2 separate regions of the Homo sapiens genome follow, and region 2 is linked to region 1. A link is a loop called in an ENCODE intact Hi-C map of the cell type or tissue named here. Cell type or tissue: endothelial cell of umbilical vein. All regions are shown on one strand. Links, peaks and the distances in the headings refer to the core of each region. The heading gives the core; the rest is flanking DNA. Region 1 holds the start of LOC107984587 (a long non-coding RNA gene). Region 2 holds the start of LOC105370266 (a long non-coding RNA gene).

Region 1 (11,928 bases), core at 1,714-9,713:
AGTGTCATCAAGAATCACTTTCTCTCTCAAACACAAAGATGGCTACCAAGACTGCAGGCTTTTATTCAGCTGGTTTAGTAGCCACAAAGTAAAGACTTTCCTTCCTTTGGTTTTTTTCTTTCTTTGGTCCTCCCTCCCCTCCCCCTCCCCTCTCCCCTCCTTCCTTTCTCCTCCCCTTCTCCCTTCCCTGCCTCCCCCCTCCCCTCCCTTCCCCTCCACTCTCCTCCCTTCCCCTCCACTCTCCTCCCTTCCCCTCCCCTCCTTCCCTCCCTTCTCCTCCCCTCCCCTCCTTCCCTCCCTTCCCCTCTCCTCCCCTTCTTTCTTCCTTCCTTCCCCCTTTCCCCCTCCCCTTCCCTCCCTTCCCCTCCCCTTCTTTCTTCCTTCCTTCCTTCCCTCCTTCCCTCCTTCCCTCCTTCCCTCCCTTCCCTTCTCCTCCCCTCCTTCCCTCCCTTCCCCTCCCCTCCCCTCCCCTTCTTCCTTCCTTTCTTCCTTCCTTCCTTCCTTCCCCCCTCCCCCTTCCCTCTTCCCTCCTTCCTTCCCTCTGTCCATCCTTCCATCTGATAGCTCTACGGTATGTCCTATGCTGGAGAACACTTTCTGTCAGCGACATTCCCTTGCATGAGCCCTTCACTATGGCCTGGCGAGTGAGGTGTTCTGATTGGTCAGGCTGTGGTGACATGCCCACTTCTGGAGTTGGAAGGAGTTGGTTAACTTTTCCTGAAATATATGGACTGAGAAGTGGGAAAGAGGTAGTTTCAGAAAAGGAAACTATATTGCTGTTAACAAAAAAAAAAAAAAAAAAAAAAAAGGGAAAGGATGCTGGGCAGGCAGAAGTAATTTATATCTGCCTCTATATGCTTCTGATTCAGGTACCTTCACCATTTTAGAGATGGAATGGATCTTAGAACATCTTATAGTTGAGGGACTTGTGACTCCCTGAAGTTGTATGAAAAAATGGTCAGGCAGATGCTTAATATGCGCCTAGAGGCAGAGCACCTTTGCCTTCACCAGCTTCACACAGTGCATTTGACAAAATCAGCTAATAACCACTGACTGACTTCTTTCATTTTTCAGATGAGGAAACCAAGGGCTCAGAAAGCCTAAATGGCTTGCTTGAGGAGACACCATCTAGCATTCGTCTACAACCCCAGGGTTTGCAGAAGACCCTGGTCACCAGATACTCAGTTAAACTCAGTCTTCTCTGATCATTTGGGATAGGTGCACAGTATCTATGCCCTGGAGATTCACAATGCATTTATGTATGTTAGAAATTCTGAGAAAATTATCCTAAAGAAATCTACTTAATTCTGTTTAACCCAGAAACCTATTTGAATACCTTTTTCATGAACTACCTGTATCATACTTTGGGAAACTGTGTGCTAGCACTTTGCCTTTCCTTTAGGCTATAGGGTGTCCCGTGGGTCCAGGTCAGGAATCCAGGACACCTAATTTACAGTGCCCTGTGCTCCCTATGTATCTGGTTCAGTTTCAGAGATTCCGGGACGCAGTGGCTTTCTAGTTTATGGAAGCTTTGTCCCACTGTACTCTCCTGCCTTTACCATGCCTCATCGGCCACAGCAAAGCAGTTAAAGGAATGCTTCCAGCTCCACCAGGGAGAGAAACGAGGGCCACAATTCAGTGCCAGGGGCCTACTTGGGACTTGGTAAGCGCTATGTGCCTGGAGCGCTCGTGTAGTGGGCAAGGTTAGTTTTGCTCTCAGTTCCTTTTGGGGCCACTGCCAGGCCCCTTCCCTTTGGTATCACCCCACCCAGCTGTCAGTTGCAGTTCTCCAGACCTTTCTTGTCTCTCATTACTTGTGAGTTTTCTCAGTCAACAACAACAATAGCAGCAGCAATAACAATAGCAGCCAATGCTGACTGGGAGCTTACTATAGGCTAGGAACTGTTCTAAGCATTATAGATGTGTTAACTCCTTTAGTCTTCAAAGCAACATAATGCTTTAGGTACTTATTTGTTCCCATTTTACAGAAGCAGATTCATATCACATTTTATGCCCAGGGATTTGCACAGCTCTGAGGATACAGCAGAGAACACAGCAAACATATGACTATAGCTGGATTTATTCCCCTGGGGGCATTTGTCTAAGGTGACCACCAGTGAATATACTATCCCAGTGCCTGTGCATATATTAGTGGGCACTGGCAGTGTGCTTCTCCCCCGAAGAGCTTTGTTTTCATCAATTGTCTTGGGAAGACAGATGTCTTGAACTTAAGAATGATCCTAATGATCCTAATTTTAGGCCCTGAGGGCATGATGGGGAGGTGACTTTGGACTAGGGAATCTTTTATCCCCGCTTAAAGCAGACCATTCAGGTAACTGTCTACCGTGGGCCTGCCTCTCACATGCCATCCATCTCTTCCTTTTTTCTTCTTAAGAGAAACAAAGATGCTTACAGTAGGGACGGGAGAGAGAGAGAGAGAGAGAGGAGGAAAATGCTCATGAATCTATTTTTGCCATGACTTTTGGCCTATGAGAAAACGTACGCACTCCTTTCAGTTTCCTAGTTTTTCATGGTTGTGTTTCTGCACACGCGTGTCCCCTGTCTATGCTCCTTGCCTGTGCTCTTCTTGTTCCACAGAGGAGCCCAGTGCCCTCATGTTACCCTGACCCCTGCAGTTCATATGAAAGTGTTAGTGGCAAAATGTATTCCCTTTCCCAAAAGTTCCTACATTTCAAATAAGCACTTGGGCTTCAGCATGGGAATGTGGGGGGTGGGGACTTTGTTCAGATGAACTGGAATGTTTTTCTCACTGTCTCTGCCATTTTTTATAGATTGTTCATGTTTGGCAGAGTCTAGAGATTTTAATGCAGCTGCTATGTGGTTGTGAGTCTTTAGGCTCAGAAATCAGATGAAGAAGGGAGGGGAAGAGAAGGGCATCTGGTAAGTGCAGGACTGGCAGTGATTGGCTGGGGTCGGTGGGGGCTGGGGGCAGAGGCAGTCACCAATGGCCAGTCCCAGAATAGGGGGAGGCAGAGGAGACTTGGAAGGTCTCTAAGTTGCGTGACCTATATAGGCATATTTTAAGCCATATTGTTGAAACTAACAAGGCAGACAGTGTCCTTTAAATAGCTAACTGATAGTTCACTATGGAGGAAAGTGGCTAGGTTGCTACTCTGGGCAGAAAACTAAGGAAACATATTATGAATTGAATTGTGTTCCCCCTGCCACGCCCCCAAAAAAGATATATTGAGGTCTTAACCTCGTAGTACCTCAGAATATGACCTTATTTTGAAATAGAGTCTTCAGAGAGTGAACCAGGTTAAAATGAGATTAAGAGGGTGGCTAAACCAATCTGACTGCTGTTCTTATAGAAAGAGGAACTATGGACACAGAGACAGATGAGCACAGAGGGAAGGTGATGTGAAGAGACACAGGAGGATGCCACGTGAAGGTGGGGGTAGAGATTAGAGCGATGCGGCCCCGGGTCAAGGAATTTCCGAGCTGCAAAAGCTGAGAGAAGTAAGGAAAGATTCTTTCTCTATAGCAGGGGTCCCCAACTCCCGGGCCACTGGCTAGTACTGGCCGTGGCCTATTAGGAACTGGGCTGCACAGTGCGAGGTGAGTGGCAGGTGAGCGAGTGAGTGAAGCTTCATCTGTTAAGTACAGCCACCTCCCATCACTCACATTGCCGCCTGAGCTCTGCCTCCTGTCAGATCTGCCCTGGCATTAGATTCTCATAGGAGCGAGAACCCTATTGTGAACTGCGCATGCGAGGGATCTAGGTTGAGTCCTGCCTATGAGAATCTAATGCCTGATGATCTGTCACTGTCTCTCATCACCCCGAGATGGAACCATCTAGTTGCAGGGAAATAAGCTCAAGGCTCCCACTGATCCTACATTATGGTGAGTTGTATAATTATTTTATTACATATTACAATGTAGTAATAATAGAAATAAAGTGCACAATAAATATAATGTGCTTGAATCATCCCAAAACCATCCACCCTTTTCTGGCCCATAGAAAAATTATCTTCCTTGGAATTGGTCCCTGGTGCCAAAAAGGTTGGGGACTGCTGCTCTATAGGTTTTAGAGCAAGCCCGGCCAAGCTGACCCCTTGATTTTGAACTTCTGGCCTCCAGAACTGTGAGACAATAGATTCCTCTTGTTCTAAGTCACCCAGATAGTGGCACTTTGTTGCAGCAGTGCCACCTAGCCTAGTGCAGCTAGGAAACCAATATAAGGAAAGAAGGTAATTACATTTGCTAAGACTTCCTAGGTGCCAGGCACCATGAGAAGGGCTTTGCATATTCAGTGCTTCCTTTTATCATCATGACAGCCCAGGGAGGTAGGCATTGTTAGGAGGTTAAGCAACTGCTCAGGGCACATAATGAGTACACAGCAGATCCTGAGGTTTTAAATCAAAGCCTGAGTTTCCTGAGCTCCTCTCAGCACATTCCCCACACTGCAGCAATCCATGCCCTGGGTGGTGGTAATGGAATTGATGGTTGACCTGGGAAGTTTTCAATGTGGGGCTACCCTGGGAATTTCATCTGAGACCTTATTTCTTAATCATTGCAATGCTCACCAACCTCTTCTGTGTTAATCTCAAATTGTCACCCTCTGCTCTGTGACTCCAGTTTGAAATTTCTGTTGTGTCTCATTCCAGTTTTCCACATCTACCTCCCTCCATCTCTCTGGAGTTAGTATCTCCTGAATCAGTTCCTAGCCTGGCTCAGGCCACATGAATTTCAGGCATTGTTTAGGAAAACAGAATTTGATTTGGGTGTCTCTAATGGCTTTGTCATTCCTTGTACTAATATTTAAACTTCTAAGGGTCTAATTTCAGTTATAGGAAAGTCTAACCTAGGATGGAATGACTTTGGATCATCAGCCTCATTATTGTCATCAGAAAGAATTGGTTTACTGCATTGAGCCTGGTTCTTTTCTGGGAATGGAGTATAGCAAGTTAAATAGGTATGACCCTCATCTGCATACATATTTCCATGACTAGACTTTACATTACACAAATAATTTAAAGTAGACTAAAGAAAGTATACACACAATAAAATAGTGAAACCTAAATTTTGAAAATAATAGAGCCAAGAGGTAAAGCATATTTGAGTAGACGTCCAGGTCGGAAGGAAATAGAAAATGCACATACGCTAAGTGTATCAAAGGGCTGAGATCCAGACCTTGTTGGAGAGGATATAGCTGTGGCTGACTGGATGGCAGACAAGTCCCTGTGATACTGTGCTGACAAAATTATCTAGAAATTAGCCCTCAGGAACTTGATAGTTCCTGTCCAGGGTGTTGGAGACAGCTGTTCACAAGGAGGTATCTCACCAGAGGAACTCTGCTACAAATCTGCCCAAGGGGGTTGTTGGGGGTACTGCTGGCTGCTGGGTGATGTTGGCCACTGTACCTTGTGGGAGCTGAGCCCTGGAGAAGCTGCTCCACTGCAGGTGCTGGGCTCTGGGAAGCCACATGTGTTGTGCTGTGTTGTAGGAGGAGCCTGGAGAAGCTATGAAGTCTAAAGGAGCCTGGAGGCCATGCAGCAGAACCAGGAAACTAAATACTTTCCTTCTGTGATGCTTCTCCAGAGCCCTCTACTGACAGAGTTTAACATCGTACCAGATGACAAAGGAAAAACACTTAAAGGGCCCTAGCTTCATCCATGTCCCTGCAAAGGACATGATCTTGTTCCTTTTTATGGCTGCGTAGTATTCCATGGTGTATATGTACCATATTTTCTTTATCCAGTCTATCATTGATGGGCATTTGGGTTGATTCCATCAGACAGAAGTATTAATAAGCTTTCTTCCATTGAACCATTCTCCGTATTAAAATAAAATGTTTTGTGAAAATTTGCTTTAAGAATTTTAGAATATACCCTTTCTGTAGATCATGATTAAGTTTGCATTATAAAATGGACATGTCTCAGTAACTAGCTAGTGGTTAAGAGCACTGTCTCTGAAGCTAGTCTGCCTGGGTTCAAATCCTGGGTCTGTCCCTTATTCTGTGTGCCCTCAGTTGAGTTACACAGGCTTCCTATCTGCAAAATGAGAATAATGACATTCACTTGATGGAGTAGTCATAAGGATTTATAGGTCTCAGAAGGTACCCAACACATCATCAACACTATTCAGATAAAAACCAGTGCTTCCAGATTAGTGAGAGAAGCTGAAGGGTCATATCTGTTTCTGCCAGCGTGTTTGCTTGAAGAATTAACTGCTGACTTGTTTTTCCCTGGCTCCCCTAGTAAACTACCTTGAACACAGTATGTGGAGCCTGAAATTTAAACTCAGGGTTCCTGGTGATTTGGAATCTCTAGCATAATAAAGGAAATGAAGCGAGTGGACAGATAGGCAGAAAGGAAGATGGAAATGCAGAGAGCAATAGGGTATCCTCTGTGGTTTAGTGCCTGAAGCAGAGTGGAAAGCGAGAAAGGTCCCGTGATCAAGGATGGGAAGCAAGAGCAGGAGCAGAGAGGGAAGTGGGAATCACAGACAGGTAAGGCTTGACGCCTGCCCACTCCTCCTCTGTCCTTTTTGTGGATAACACACATTGCTTACCCTAGCTGGGTGCCAGCTGATATGGTTTGGAATTGTGTCCCCACCCAAATCTCATCTTGGAGCTCCCATAATTCCCACATGTTGTGGGAGGGGCCTGGTGGGAGATAATTGAATTATGGGGGCTGGTCTTTCTTATGCTGTTATTGTGATACAAATAAGTCTCATGAGATCTGATGGTATTATAAAGGGGAGTTACCCTGCACAAGCTCTCTTTGCCTGCCACCATCCACTTAAGACGTGACTTGCTCCACCTTGCCTTCTGCCATGATTGTGAGGCCTCCTGCACCACATGGAACTGTGAGTCCAATTAAACCTCTTTCTTTTGTAAATTGCCCAGTCTTGGGTATGTCTTTATCAGCAGCATGAAAATGGACTAATGCACCAGTCCACCACAGCAACATTTTGCCAAAGATTCAATTGGCTTCTGATATGGTTTGGCTGTGTCCCCACCCACATCTCTTCTTGTAGTTCCCACAAATCCCATGTGTTGTGGGAGGGACCAGTGGGAGGTAATTTAATCATGGGAGCAGTTTTGCTCCACACTTCTCCTTGCTGCTGCCATGTAAAGAAGGATGTGTTTGCTTCACCTTCCACCACAATTGTAAGTTTCCTGAGGCCTCCCCAGTCCTATGGAACTGTGAGGCAATTAAACCTCTTTCCTTTGTAAATTACCCGGGTATGTCTTTATTAGCAGTGTGAGAACAGACTAATACAGCTTCGCAGGCTTTCTTTCTCACTTTTTTGTTCTGCCAGAAGACTCTAAAGGGGAGAAAGCCATCTGGATGCATTTACCAAAATAAGTTTACTTTTATTTTGAAACAGAAATCTTAGTCAAAGGAGCAAAAGATCAGGGCCAGTTTCCAAGGTCTAGGAAGCTACAGGGACCTGGACTTTGTGGCCTTTTGTGGGAATTGCTGGCAGAAATGGCTTCTCTAGGACAAAGCTTCTGGGTGGAGTCTGAGAACTTGCTCTAAGCAGACTCCAGGAGGAGCACAATCAGAGAAAGCCCTGGAACCAACCCACCAGCCAAACTGCTGGGCTGGGAGAAGTCAGTAGCGGTGCTGACTTCATCAGGGATCTAGAAGCAGCGAAACAACGCTTAGGCCTTAAGGCGTAAGAATGGAGCATTCCTATTTTTTTCCCCCTCTATCAAATATATTCTTTAAATAATATTTTTTATTGCAATAAAATATACATAAGATAAATTTAGTATTTTAACCCTTTTTAGGTGTACACTTCAGTGGCATTAAATATATTCACATTGTTGTATAACTATCACCAGAACTTTTTCTTCTTCCCAACCTTTCTTTCCTTCGCAAACTGAAACTCTTTATCCATTAAACCTTGACTCCCTATTCCCCTCTCCTTCCATCCCCTGGCAACCACCACTCTGGTTTCTGTTTCAATGGATTTTACTACTCTAGGAACCTCAGTGATATTGTTTGGACGTTTGTACCCTCCAAATTTCTTACTGAAATGTGCTGTTGGAGGTGGGCCTAGGGGGAGGCATTTGGGTCATAGGGGCCGATCCTTCATGAATGGCTTTGTGCTGTTCTTGCGATAATGAGTGAGTTCTCGCTTTATTAGCTCATATGAGATCTGGTTGTTTGAAAGAGACCTGGCACCTCTCCCCAGGTTCTTGCTTTCTCTCTCACTGTGTGACATGCTGGCTCTCCTCTGCCTTCTGCTGTGATTGGAAGCTTTCTGAGGCCCTCACCAGAATGGATATAGGGGCTATGCTTCCTGTACAGCCTGTAGAATCATGAGCCAAATAAACTTCTTTTTTTTGTATAAATTACCCAATCTCAGGTATTCCTTTATAGCAATGTAAATGGACTAACACACTCATATAAGCAGACTTATACAGCATTTGTCCTTTTGTGACTGGTTTAATTCTCTTAGCACAATGCTGTAGCATGTGTTACAATTTCCTTCTTTTAAAGCAGAATGATATTCTTTTGCATGTATATACCACATTTTGTGCATCCATTCATCTGTTGATGGACATTTGGGTTTTTTCCCACCTTTTGGCTATTGTGAATAGTCCTTCTATGGGCATGGGTGTATGTTTATGTGTTGAGTCCATGCTTTCACTTCTTTTGGGTGCTGGATCCTATTGTAATTCTAAATTTAATTTTTTGTGGAACCACCATAGTGTTTCTACACATGATTTTAAATAAACCTTTTTATTATGGAAATTTTAAAAGACTACACATAGTAAAAATAATAAAATGAATTCTCCTGTGCACAACATCAGGTTTCAATAGTTGCTTAGGATAATTATTTGGTGTGTAGGGTGGATCAATTTGTTAATTCAACAAATATTTATTGAGCAGTTAAGTACTGAATGATGCATTTGACATGATTCCTATCAGCTGAGGTGACGCTGGGTGGTGGTGAATCTGCAGCTCCAATGTCCTGCCGTGGCAGCATGACTGACTGATGGTGCCAGCTGGCTTTCTGGGCTTGCCATCATGTTTGTGCCGAGTGCACATTTTCAGTGGGCTATTATCAGCCAATAACTGATCATGTTGCTGGCCCATTCCTGTGAGATGCAGGACTCCTCCAACAGTGACTTTGGCTCAGTGGCTTTTCATTGGCCTGGCTGGATCTTTCTTAGAACTGCTCTGGGGTCTGAGAGTCTACTCAATTTTTCTTTCTTCCCACTCTCCTTTCAAAGGAGTCAGTCCTGTCTCAATTTCCAGTCTGTTTTCACCTTCTCCAGCTTAATCCTTGATCCCATAACCCTTCAAGGTGTTTCTCCCAGTAAAACTTCTGCACATCGAATCCTGTCTGCTTCTTGAAGAGCCTGAACTAACACACCTGAGCTTTGGGATTTAAGTAAGACTACCTTGAGCCTTTTATTACAGACATATTGGGAAACCCAACTACATCACCAAGATTTCTGCAAGTTCTAGAGCGCTGATGTCTTCATTCTGGCTCCAAATTATAAGCCCCCTGAACTCCCACATTCAGTTCTGTCTCATTTCACACAGCCTCTCTCTTCCCTGTCATTCATCTAGACTTCTACATAGAATTCAGCCCTCTTTCCTTGATTTCTTCCCAAACGACTTACCACAAGCCCTTTGTGTGTGTATCAGGCATTACTTCAGTTTTGGGTCCTTTTCACATATTAGAAATGCAGACAGTTTGAACTTAAATATGACTTATTCTTGTTTTCGGTGTCCTTCCTTCATCCACTGCCACTAGGAATTTCCCACTGCATTGCCCATCTGTGAGCTGAAGTTTTTTTTATGTTGCTTGACTACTTTTCCCCATTCAGCCAACTTACTTTTCACTGCTTAACCCACCCTCTAAATTCACGTGTACATCTCATACCAAGGAGTTAGCTTTCTCTTAGCTTCTCTTTTCAGTCAGTCTTTGGAACTTTCCTGCCAAAATTTACCTATCAAGGTATTGCCTAACCAATGACAGTTTCCTAAGTGGTCTCCTGAATGCAATTAAAATAGGTGTTTTTCAGCTGCACTACACATAAACATAGATAAAGACCAAGGTGTAGTAGGTGCTGTGATAGAAATGTCTAGTGGGTAGCATGAAGGAGAGGACATTTGATTTGAAATGGAGGTGGGTGAGGTGAGTGAGCTATGTCATAAGCAGGGAGCCCAGCTGGAACCCTATTTGTTGCAGTCGACTTGAGGGAGGCAGTAGGGTCTGGAGAGGAGTGGAAGTGGAGGTACTGAGGAAGTGCCAATATTAAAAAAAAAAGGCCATTGTTGTCAAAGAGCTAAGGCTTATGTAGCATTTATTACGTGCCTTTCTAAGTGCTTTCCATATAACTCAGTGTGTCCTTCCAACAGAACATATTACTGTGCCCACTTTACAGAGGAGCAGAGTGAGGCACAGACTGTGCGATTAAGCAACTTGTCAAATTTATAGAGCTGATAAGTGGTGGAGTTGGAATTTGGACTTAGGCTGGCTCCAGACCCCATAGTTCTTCCCCACTCCTCTTCCTTTAGCTCTAAGACCATGGGGCAGGACTGGTAATTGTTTGAATGTGGATGTCAGAGAAAAGGAATGGTCAGAGTTCATTATCTTAGAAGTTGGCACACTAACCTTTTCACTTGACCTCAAATGCAGGAATAGAAGCATCGTTACTAATGCGTACTTTATTGTAAAAGATAGCAGTGAATATTTATAGCAAGCCAATACCATTTATGTAAGCAGATGCAGTGAATGATGTGAGTGTTATTTATCTTTTGTAATACCATGTACAGGAAAATGATGGGTATTTCTGAATTTAAGTGTCATACATCTTTTGATGTCCCCATTCCTTACAGCTCATAACCGTTTCCTTTCTGAGTTGTAGTAAAATGTCTTCACTATAAAGTGTCATCCTTCACCTGCAATTAAAACAGAATAAGAATATATGAGTGCAAAAGCACATTTTTATTCTTTTCCAGTTCTCATCGCTATGAGCTTGGAATAAAATAAAAAGAAGAGATGGTTGAAATATGAGTCTATGGATTGATTTCTGTGTCCCCTTTCTAAAGCAAGCCAGAAAGTGTTCATATTAAGGTAAATTTTCATTCTAAAAATGTACAGTTTCTTCAAAGATTGGAAGCCACTGACATACAATTGCACACCATGTAAAGTTAGCTTAAAGTAAAAAGACTTTCAATTTATAAATTTCCTGTGCTATTCCTTTAAAGCCTTATTTATTCTCCCTGAAAGCACTCAGCAAAACATGATTGCAATAAAAAATGAATGTCCTAAATGCAAGCTGGAATCAGGGCAACAGCTATTGGTCTGGGATGTGCAAGATATTGACTAAACGCATAACATAAGCTATTTGTATTCTTTATTCACAATCACTTAAGTCTAATTGCTTTAGAAACTAAAGGTAATTTTTGATTTATGTATACAACCTTCTGAGAGAAGAATTTCTGAGCATTTGAAAAGATACATTTATAGGACTGAGTGCATTCTGGGGAAGTCCCATGCTGGTGTGCAAGTGTCTCCGTAGTTTTTATCTTTATTATTTCCATCATGTTTCATTCTCAGACCATCGGCTATGGATGTTACTATTCAGTGACTGAAGCCCCAAACTATCACCCTGACCCTGCTCAGTGGGCTTGACAATGGGACACAGAGTACACACCAAAGGCAGGGAAGCCAAGACACGTGGCCGGCTCATGTGGTGAGTGGGCTCCCTGCACTGGCTTCTCCAACTTGGAGTCATGCTCAGGACATCATAAGGGAAACCAGTAGTCCCTTGCACCTGCTGTGAAGGTTTTGTTGACTTCTTTCTCCAGCCTGTCAGTTTGGCTCTGAGCTTGGTGAATTATGACTCAGCGATGGTTGGTTCCCTGTGTGGGAAGCAGGCGATGCTTTGGTTTGCTAACAGGTGCTTCTTCCTGAAGCAGTTGCCTCCTG
Region 2 (8,855 bases), core at 1-8,000, 160 kb after region 1:
CTCAGGCCACCATGCCTAGCTGATTTTTTTTTTTTTTTGTAGCAATGGGGTCTCACTATGTTGTCAAGACTGTTTTCAAACTCCTGGCCTCAAGCAATCCTCCTGCTTCAGCTTCCCAAAATGCTGAGATTACAGATGTAAGCAACTATGTTGGGCCTATTTTAGCTTTTATCTGATAAACATCCCTTATGTGTCAATTCATGCTGTTTTCTTTTTCTACTTATTAACTTTTACCACACTAGTTGATTTGTGCTAAAAATCACAAAGCTGGACCAAGATAAGGAATTCGTGTCACGTAAAAATGAGAGTGTAATGGGGATGGTGTGTCCTAATTATGTGAATTAATTGCAATGGCATCTGATTTTTTTCTGACTATGTAACTAGTTCATAGCAAGAAAGATTATAATTCAGAGTGTGTCACAATTGCTCAAGTGAAATTACATGTAATAAACTTCCTTGCCCCACTGTCCCTTCAGAATTTCAGTCCTAGCAGCCAGATCATTTTTGTTCCTGTGGAACTGGTAGGGACACAGCAGAGGCCCCTGGCATTTGGCAAGCTCAGGTAGAGGCTCGTGGTCAGGCCAGCTGTGCTGCTGGTCTTCTCTAACCTTGGCCTAGTTAATTGGGCTTTCATCTTTTAGTTTCAAGAAGTGAGCCTTGGTCTTACCTGTCCATATTATTTTACATCTGCGGATCCTGCTAGGATCCCAGTTCCTTCATGAATAAAGTTTCCCCGGATTCTTGATAATCTTCTCAGGTTTGGACTCCACTTCTGTCTGCAAAGTCCAGGTATCAGGACCAGATGGACTTTAGTTCTTTGGTATCTGACTTTTCTGCTTAGTTTCTTCCATTTTTTTTTTTTTAATCCCCATCTGGTACTAGAGCCACCCAAAGTCTTCCTGGAAATATTCTCTGTCTGCTAAGAATTGACTCTTGGCTGTTTATATCACTCACTCTTTGAGCAACTCTTGACTTTTGCCTACAGACTGTGGTTAAGGACCTTTCCTCACTACCTACTCTACCTATCCCATTGCCAAGCCTCAAGGACAACATCAACTGCTTTTTCTATATCCATAAGTAAATGACAAAGGAAACCTTGAAAAATATATTTATTGTTTTCTTTAACTTGGTATATTATTTTATAAAAGAAATGTATACTTGTATCAAACACATTATGTAGTAAAAAGTGAATGGCCCACCTTCTGTATCCTCTAATATCACCCCTTAAAGAAACCAGAGTTAACTATGTACCAGGAATAGTTAGTTATCAACCCCACTGCCTTGTTAGAATCAGCAGAATTTAAAAATGTTAGCTAGGTCAGGTGCAGTGACTCATGCCTGTAATCCCAGCACTTTGGGAGGCTGAGACTGGTGGATCACTTGAGGTCAGGAGTTTGAGAGCAGCCTGACCAACATGGTGAAACCTTGTGTCTACTAAAAATACAAAAAAATAAGCTGAGTGTGGTGGCGCATACCTGTAGTCCCTGCTACTCTGGAGGCTGAGACAAGAGAATCACTGGAACCCAGGAGGTGGAGGTTGCAGTGAGCAGAGATCACGCCACTGCATGCCAGCCTGAGTGACAGAGTGAGACTCCATCTCAAAAAATAATAATAACTAGTCTCTACTTGGTGGTATTTAACAACCAGTCATGTGAGGGTAGGGGAAAGAGGAAGGGTCTAGCTTGTAGCAATTGTTGATTACTCGTAACTACTCCCATTATGAACAATTTCAAGCAACAAACATGAAATTGTGAAGTTAACTGGCTGATTGAATTTCTGAAAATCTTACAATTGGTTCTTGTGAGCCTGGATGAGCCAGCTTTTGTAGACAACTGCCTCCAGCCCCATCTCATCCCATCCCATCCCACTGTAAATGAATCAGAATCTCTGGGGATCAGTTCAAGGTAAATCTGTCTAATATAGAGCTCTTGTAAGGTCATATTAGGAACCTGGGTTTGTAACTTGTCTCTGTCACTTAATATCTATGTAACTTTGGGAAACTTACTATGCCTTAATTTTCTCCGAGGATAACACGGTGATCTTAATTGTCCCTATTTCACAGGGTAATTACAAGATTAAATGAGTTGATGTAAGGCCCTTAGCTGTAAGGCCTGGCATGTTAGCTATTACTAGTCTGTCAGAGCTCAGTTTCTTCCTCATACCTGGGCTGCTTAAAGAAGACTACTTAAACCTGAATAGTAATTTTTGTGTATTGAGTTATTCAAAGCAGCTTAAGGATCTGTGTTGGAAAGAAGTTAAGATGAGCCTAGATTAAGAATTGAGACTGAAGACAAATAAGAATTCCGATTAAAATGAGAACTAAAATTCACAGGACATTGAATTTCTTTCCTTACTCCAGGCTGGGATGAAAAGGTTAGGGAACATTTGTTTAGCTTCAAACGCTTCCTATGGACTTACCCCAATACTGTGAACCTAGTTAAAAAATGCATGCTGCTTTGGCTGTGCACATCACACAAAGGGGCACATTCCTTTAAAGAAGCTCACCTCCACAGAGTAATAACAGGCTTGGGCTTTGAATACTGAAAACATAAACCAGCGCCTTGAAATTAATTTCTAAAAAAGAGCTTAAGGGCTCGGATCCACTTCTCATATCATTAAAATACCTGCTCTCTTAAGGAAACCTTGTCCGCTTCAACTCATAGAAATTTAGAGCTAGAAGGCACCTTAGAGATCATTCCTTATTCACTTAACAGGAAACAACCTGTTGCTAGCTAGATCTGGGGTTTAATAAGAAAATTCTGAACAAGCCTCTGGCATTTCCTCAAATGTTCATAGGCTCTCAATTTTTCCCTTCTCAACTGAGCCTTCTAATGGATTTTTCAACTTTTGCTGCAAGTCCTGTTAACCACACTTTGCCAGGTCACTCTAAACAAAGGAAGACCTAATAAACAAGAAGATAAAGGAACCGTAATGGAAGTTATTTCTAAGTAATAGCATTGGATCAGTTCAGAAATAAATCCCTTTGCAGCAACAAGTATTTGCAAACATACGTGGGATTCAACTCCAAAGCAAGTTGTGGTCAGTGTTAAGTGATAATGAAAGGTCTATCTTTTACAGATAATCCACATTCCCACAGCTCTTTGCTTCTGGAAAACTGTTTACAGTGGAAGAAGTAAGATACCAGTAAGATACAATTACTGTGGAGGCTGCCCCATAGAGTAGCAATTATGTTCCCAGCTTTGGGCATTTTCCTCTGTGGTTCAGAAATCTGGAATTTCATCTTCTAAAAACACGTTTTGAAATTTGACAGATGACATGAGATATCAAGGAGGAAAGAGAAAGGAGCCCGTATTTTTTTAAAGCTTTTTTCACACAAGACACAGTAAGTACTTGTTTCCATATGTTTTCCCATACAGCTTCATGACAACTGTAAAGTTAGGTTCCATAATGTGGTTGAGTCTTAGGATGAATGTTTACTGAAACAGTTTTGTGCATCTATATCTGACTCCAAACCTCTTAGTCAATCTTAGACCCATGCTGCTTATGGAAGTCAAGGACTAATGCAGTACTGTTATAAGGGCATTGACCTGTTTAGGTTTCTTTGTGTATTCTTCTAAAGCTCCACTGAGAGTAGAAACACTGTTACTCATCTTTACATCTATGACCAAGCATTGCCCCCTGGTGCATAGAGGAAAACTCTTGCTCTGCAATAACTAGAAAGATTTCAACATTAACATGTGATTATATAATTATAGGCCCTATCAGACTTTCCATGACTAGATTTTCAAATGCCTTGTAAATAGGAAATTAAGTAGGACTTAACATACTACTTCATTTTGGCACTTAGTAGTTGCTAAGTAAGCATTAGTTTTCGTCTCCCACCGAAAATGGCCCAGTAGTCCCATAGACAGTTGTTTTTGGATAAACATAGAAATTGACCTTTCTACTGTTAAAACTTGAAACTTGTATTTGTTTTATCTGAGTTCCTTCTTCAGGAAAGAACCTTCAGGCCTCTCAAAGTATCAAAGAACTGAAACTCACCAGGTCAGGGTACCAGATGTCACCTTGTTCCTCATTAGTTCCTGCTTTCTTACATGTTGTTAACATTTCTTCCTTGCTTTATAAACCCCTAGTTTTAGTCAGTCAGAGAGATGGATTTCAGGCTGAGCACCCATCTCAGCTGTAGCATCTGAATAAAGCCTTCTTGCTCGGCAGTACTGATTGTCTAAATGATTGGCTTTCTGTGCAGCGAGCAGCAGGACTTAGACTGAACCCGGTTCTCGAGTATACATGGAGGTTTAGGTTTACTACAATGGAAATAATTCAATGAGTGTCAAATTAAATGCCAATGCCTTAGGAATCAAATGTGCTAATGAAGATTGGTATCCGTCATTTAAGCACCACATATCATTTTCTTTATGAAAAAACTTACTGAATCTCAAATAATTTACAATGAACTTTTAGACCAACACTAGTCCATATATTATCTGAATATATATGATATATACTGAGTCCTATCTGTATAGGACTCATATTTAACTTCAAGCATTTTCGTTAAATATGCTGAAATGTTTCAAGAAGTTAAAAGTTTTCTGAGAAAATCCTAATTTTATTTTTTCTTCACTATTTAATATTCATAAGGTGATGTTTTCATGGTACAAGTTTACATAAGAAATCTTACCTATCGTGTTGAACAATTAGTAAGGTTTCAGTTGGGAAGCATACTGCAAGATAACAGTCTGAATGATGTCTGAAAACATTGCATCTTGTGTGGGAAGCAGGTCTGGTGAACTTGCCCTTAGATATACCTGATCTTAAATACATGGTCAAAAAACAGGTAGAAAGTTCCTGCCCAAAGATGTTTTAGTTTTAAAAAAGGCATGAGGTAACCAGTCAAGGGCCTAAAACAAGAAAGACTCAGCTTCTTCCACAGTAAGAACCTAGGTTGTGTGTTTCACAGGTCAGGCTGAAATAGGAGGTCTATAGATGGGAGGTCCCACCTCAGAGTTTCAGCTGGGGAGATTTTAGACCCACAGAGAAGCTAGAAAATATACACAGGGAAGGTTCCCACTGACACCCCTTTGAAGCTGCAGGGATTTCTTCACAGCATGTGAAGCTGGAAAACCTCTTTCTGTTAAATGCCCACACAGAATATTGGGACTTGGTGAACTCAGATGGAACCAGAGCGCTTACCTTTTTCTCCCCACTCAGTTCTCCCAGACAGAACTCTTGGTGTTCTAAGTGTGGGTTGAAGTGGCTAAATGTAGCCTCTGGATGATGAGAAAACTATAGATTTCCTTTTGGATGACCAAGATGTGGGAAGGAGCTATTGGAGTCATTCAAAACAAGAGCAAAACAAAAACAAAACTCCAACAAAAACCCCAAATCAGGAGAAAAGGAAGAAATCAACCAGCTGACCTTGAAAAACCCTGTGAAAATCCGCCTAGTCAGACTTCGTGATTCTATTTAAAATCTTGTTTCTGCCCTGTCTTAATAGGCTCAGACTCTTTTACTATCTTTTATTTCTGTTTTTTGGCAGGTTTCATATTTCTAAGCTTATGCTGTTGTTTGTGTTAATGTCTGTTATTGTTTGGGGGTGAACAGGAGTTGCTTTGGGGCTCCCTGAACACGTGGTGATTGATCCTGGTTCTAGATTCTAAAGTGAATTCCAGCAACCACATGAATGTTTAGAGATGAGAGTGAGAAACTAGAGTCTGTAAGAATGGGAGGAACTGGCTGGTGGCAACAGCCATGGGGAAGAGGTCTTGGGACAGGCAAAGAAGTTGGAGATTAGATTAGGTATACATACCTCAAGGCATGCCTAAGTGAGACAGATTTCCTAGCCTATGGAAAAGTTAAAAGTAGCTACCATGGCCTTCAGGTTCATGGAAGAAGGAAAAAGAAATAACAAAACCCAAGCAGAGTAGAGCATGCATACCTGATCAAATTAACCCCTTGGTTTCAATGCTAACCTACTTCTACCCCCACCCCCCAATACCATGATGTTTCAGTGTCTGCAACATGTGGGCACTGAAATATTTGTTGAAATAAAATGCTGCATTGGTGTGAGCATGTTGTTGAAATTGAGCTATAACCTCTGAAAGGAAAACCAAGACCTTGGATAAAGATAAGAGGAGAATATGATGTGACTTCTCACATGTCTTCTAAACATAACATGATTTTACTTATCTTCTTTTATAAACCTGGAGACTTTTCTCAGACTGTAATTGGATATTTTATTTAAGGTATGATTGGAAATGTAAGCTCCGAAGATGGAAATGTAGTGGGGAAATGTTGACAACGGGTACAAAGGAAGTCCCCAAAGTATTTATACAGCAGTTTATCAGGCATGGATGCTAAGTGTTTAGAAACAGATGGTGCCTGCAGCTGACTAAAATGTGTAGTCAATAAATTAAAAACCAGGTGGGGGTGGTATGGAAAGAGGTTTACAGGTGTCAGAAAAGCAAAAGGCATGCCAGATTTAATGGTGCTTGATTTTATTCTAGTTGGGTAATCTCCAGATTTCCTTGTTGGTGAAAACAGTTGGGCACCCTATATATTGGAATAGTAATATTAAACATTTCTCGATAATTATCAAACAGAGTTGATAGGATCACTGCAGTTATTTCTTTAGCTGTTGTGATAAGAACATTGATTTTTTCATTATCATAATTTTAGGATATAATACAGTTACTTCCTTTTCCCAGGAAAATAAAATACTATTTAAAAATTCAAGTCTAAGAACTGTATTGATGAAAGGATATTTATGTGCATTAAAAATTAATTTGAGTTTTTTAAAATAGCACATCTCCTTTGTGTATTTAAAGTGGCATTTCTATTGTATAAATATTCAGAAAGATCTTAATTTGTCCAGAAATGCTACAAATATTTGCTTGTGGCTTTTTCAAAGGATTTATATTACAGAGGTAGAATTATAGAGAGGAATGACTGCTTAGTAGCTATGAAATCTTAAACATATTTAACTGCTCTGATCTTATTTGTAAAAGGAGGGAGCTGAGATACACATTTCTAACATGGTTTCCAGTTATCTACCCTGTAGGTCTATAACTCTGCTACATATAAAACAAAGTTTTCCTAAATAACAAAATTCTCATTGTACTATTGTGCAAGCATATTTCTATCCACTAGAAAATTATCTAGCCAAAGAGAAGCTTAATTACCTGATTGTAACCCATTCTCCCCTTCCTCTGTTTGCTGTCTCTGTAGCAGTCATACTGTTGTGCAATGAGGAGAAACTAGCAGAGCTATTACAGAATTCTTCCAGGTTTTCTCTAGCTGCAACAGCACAGTTGGCAAGTAACAGTCGTTTAAAATGCTTCCTCCCACTCTACTCTCCAATTCAAACAACTTCATTTCTCCTAAAAGGAAAACAGCCAGTCAGCTTAAGAAAAAAAAACCTACTCCCTAACAAATTATGAGAACCAACATATATAGCAAAATATTTTATAATCATTTAACCAATCTAACAAAAGAATAAAAGTTTATGCATGACCAGAGCATGCTGTGCTCTTCATTTGCCCACTTACGGTGCCCACATGAGTATGGGTGTTCATTCTTTTTACTGACTATTTTTACTAGCTATGCAATATTTTTACTTCTCTAATTTTCAGAGGAGGAAATTTTTTTAGCACAATTTTAGTCCAACACGTACTCCTCTACAGTTCATGTGGTTTGTCAAAAAAGTTAATATTGCTGGAAAAAAGAAGAATGAATGCCAACACAAAAACATGGTTTTCAGCGTCTGGAGTACTGGCCCTCCTCTGTGTTCATTTGGCAAAGCCACTTTTTCTTCAGCACTCTGCTCCAAAGGTTTAGCTCCAGGTGGCTGGTTGCTTTTTGGTGTTTTAAAATGTACTTTTGCACACCTACCTCTAGGGATTCAGTATATATTACACATATATTACATTCAAAGATTATCTCACCCTACTTTAATTTTTTGATTTCCATCTCTGTCTCCTACATTTGTCTGAATTTGTATGGGGATTCAGTACCATGAGCAGGTGAATAAGTGAATTCTTTCCCATGAATGCAAGGGAAGGAAATAACTATGAGAAGGAATTTGCAGAGATTTTTTTCTCCCCCCAAGAATGAATGAGGACATGGTGCTAACAAGAGAGACAGAGAAGGAATAGAAAGAGGACAAAAGGAAATCCAGGAAAGAAGATTGATACAGAAGTTAGAGAAAGGGTTTATATTAGAATGTATGTCAAGTTAATAGGGTCAAATACCCATTTTCAGATGAGATCAGGTGTGTTAAGGGTGGAACAGCCATAGATGAGAAGTATATTTTCAATCAAGCATTCTATAAAAAGTACTTTAGTACAATAATTAAGAAATATGTGCTCATTGTAGTTGGTAAAACAATGCAAAGAGATGTACTTAAAAGATAATTTTTCCTCATTCCTCTATTCCAAGTTGTTCCAAACTAATATGCATATTGGATGTTAAAACTTCTATGACTTTCTCAGTGCTTATGCAAGCAAACAGATATACATATAGCGGTATTGTTTGCTCTTTTACAAAAATTTTATTGTAGTATACCCATTCATGGGCAGATTAGCAATACATCTTAGACATTTTGCAGAAGACTAGATATTGATCTAAGTCCTTTTCCTTTCCTTTCCTTTCTTTTCCTTTCTTTTCCCATTATTTTTCTCGTCCCTTTCTTTTCTTTTCGTTTGTTCAAGGGTTACATCTGTAGAATGGATACTCCACAATCTATCTATTTCTGTATCAATGATAATCATTTGTTTCTAGAGGTCTTTTCTTTTTCTTTTGTCTCTGCAAAAATGTTGCAATAGTCATCCCATTACACACAGGTGCTTTTGTTTCTATAGGGTGGATTTTGTGAAGTGAAATTGCTTGGTCAAAAG

The links. Hi-C counts contacts between places; a loop is a spot of excess contacts. Peaks named below come from ENCODE experiments on the same cell type or tissue, not always from the same donor. Only the 100,000 strongest peaks of a DNase experiment are listed, where the experiment ranks them.
Region 2: it touches region 1 in a loop (12-fold over the local background); 15 of 110 quality-filtered maps call a loop at or near these places.

Annotation. Positions count from the first base shown.
Region 1 is chr13:76,816,511-76,828,438 of GRCh38, reverse strand. LOC107984587 (a long non-coding RNA gene) reads left to right here and starts at 7,103. Exons shown (of 3, transcript XR_001749928.2): 1 at 7,103-7,135; 2 at 10,956-11,070; 3 at 11,557-11,928. In endothelial cell of umbilical vein, for the core only: a CTCF peak has its summit at 5,543 (motif pointing left); a DNase peak (open chromatin) is centred at 5,548.
Region 2 is chr13:76,662,511-76,671,365 of GRCh38, reverse strand. It overlaps LOC105370266 (a long non-coding RNA gene), which reads right to left and starts at 7,264. Exons shown (of 2, transcript XR_942099.3): 1 at 7,143-7,264. LOC112268120 (a long non-coding RNA gene) reads left to right here. Exons shown (of 3, transcript XR_002957525.2): 3 at 3,272-3,307. In endothelial cell of umbilical vein, for the core only: CTCF peaks have their summits at 3,417 and 3,617 (motif pointing left); a DNase peak (open chromatin) is centred at 3,615.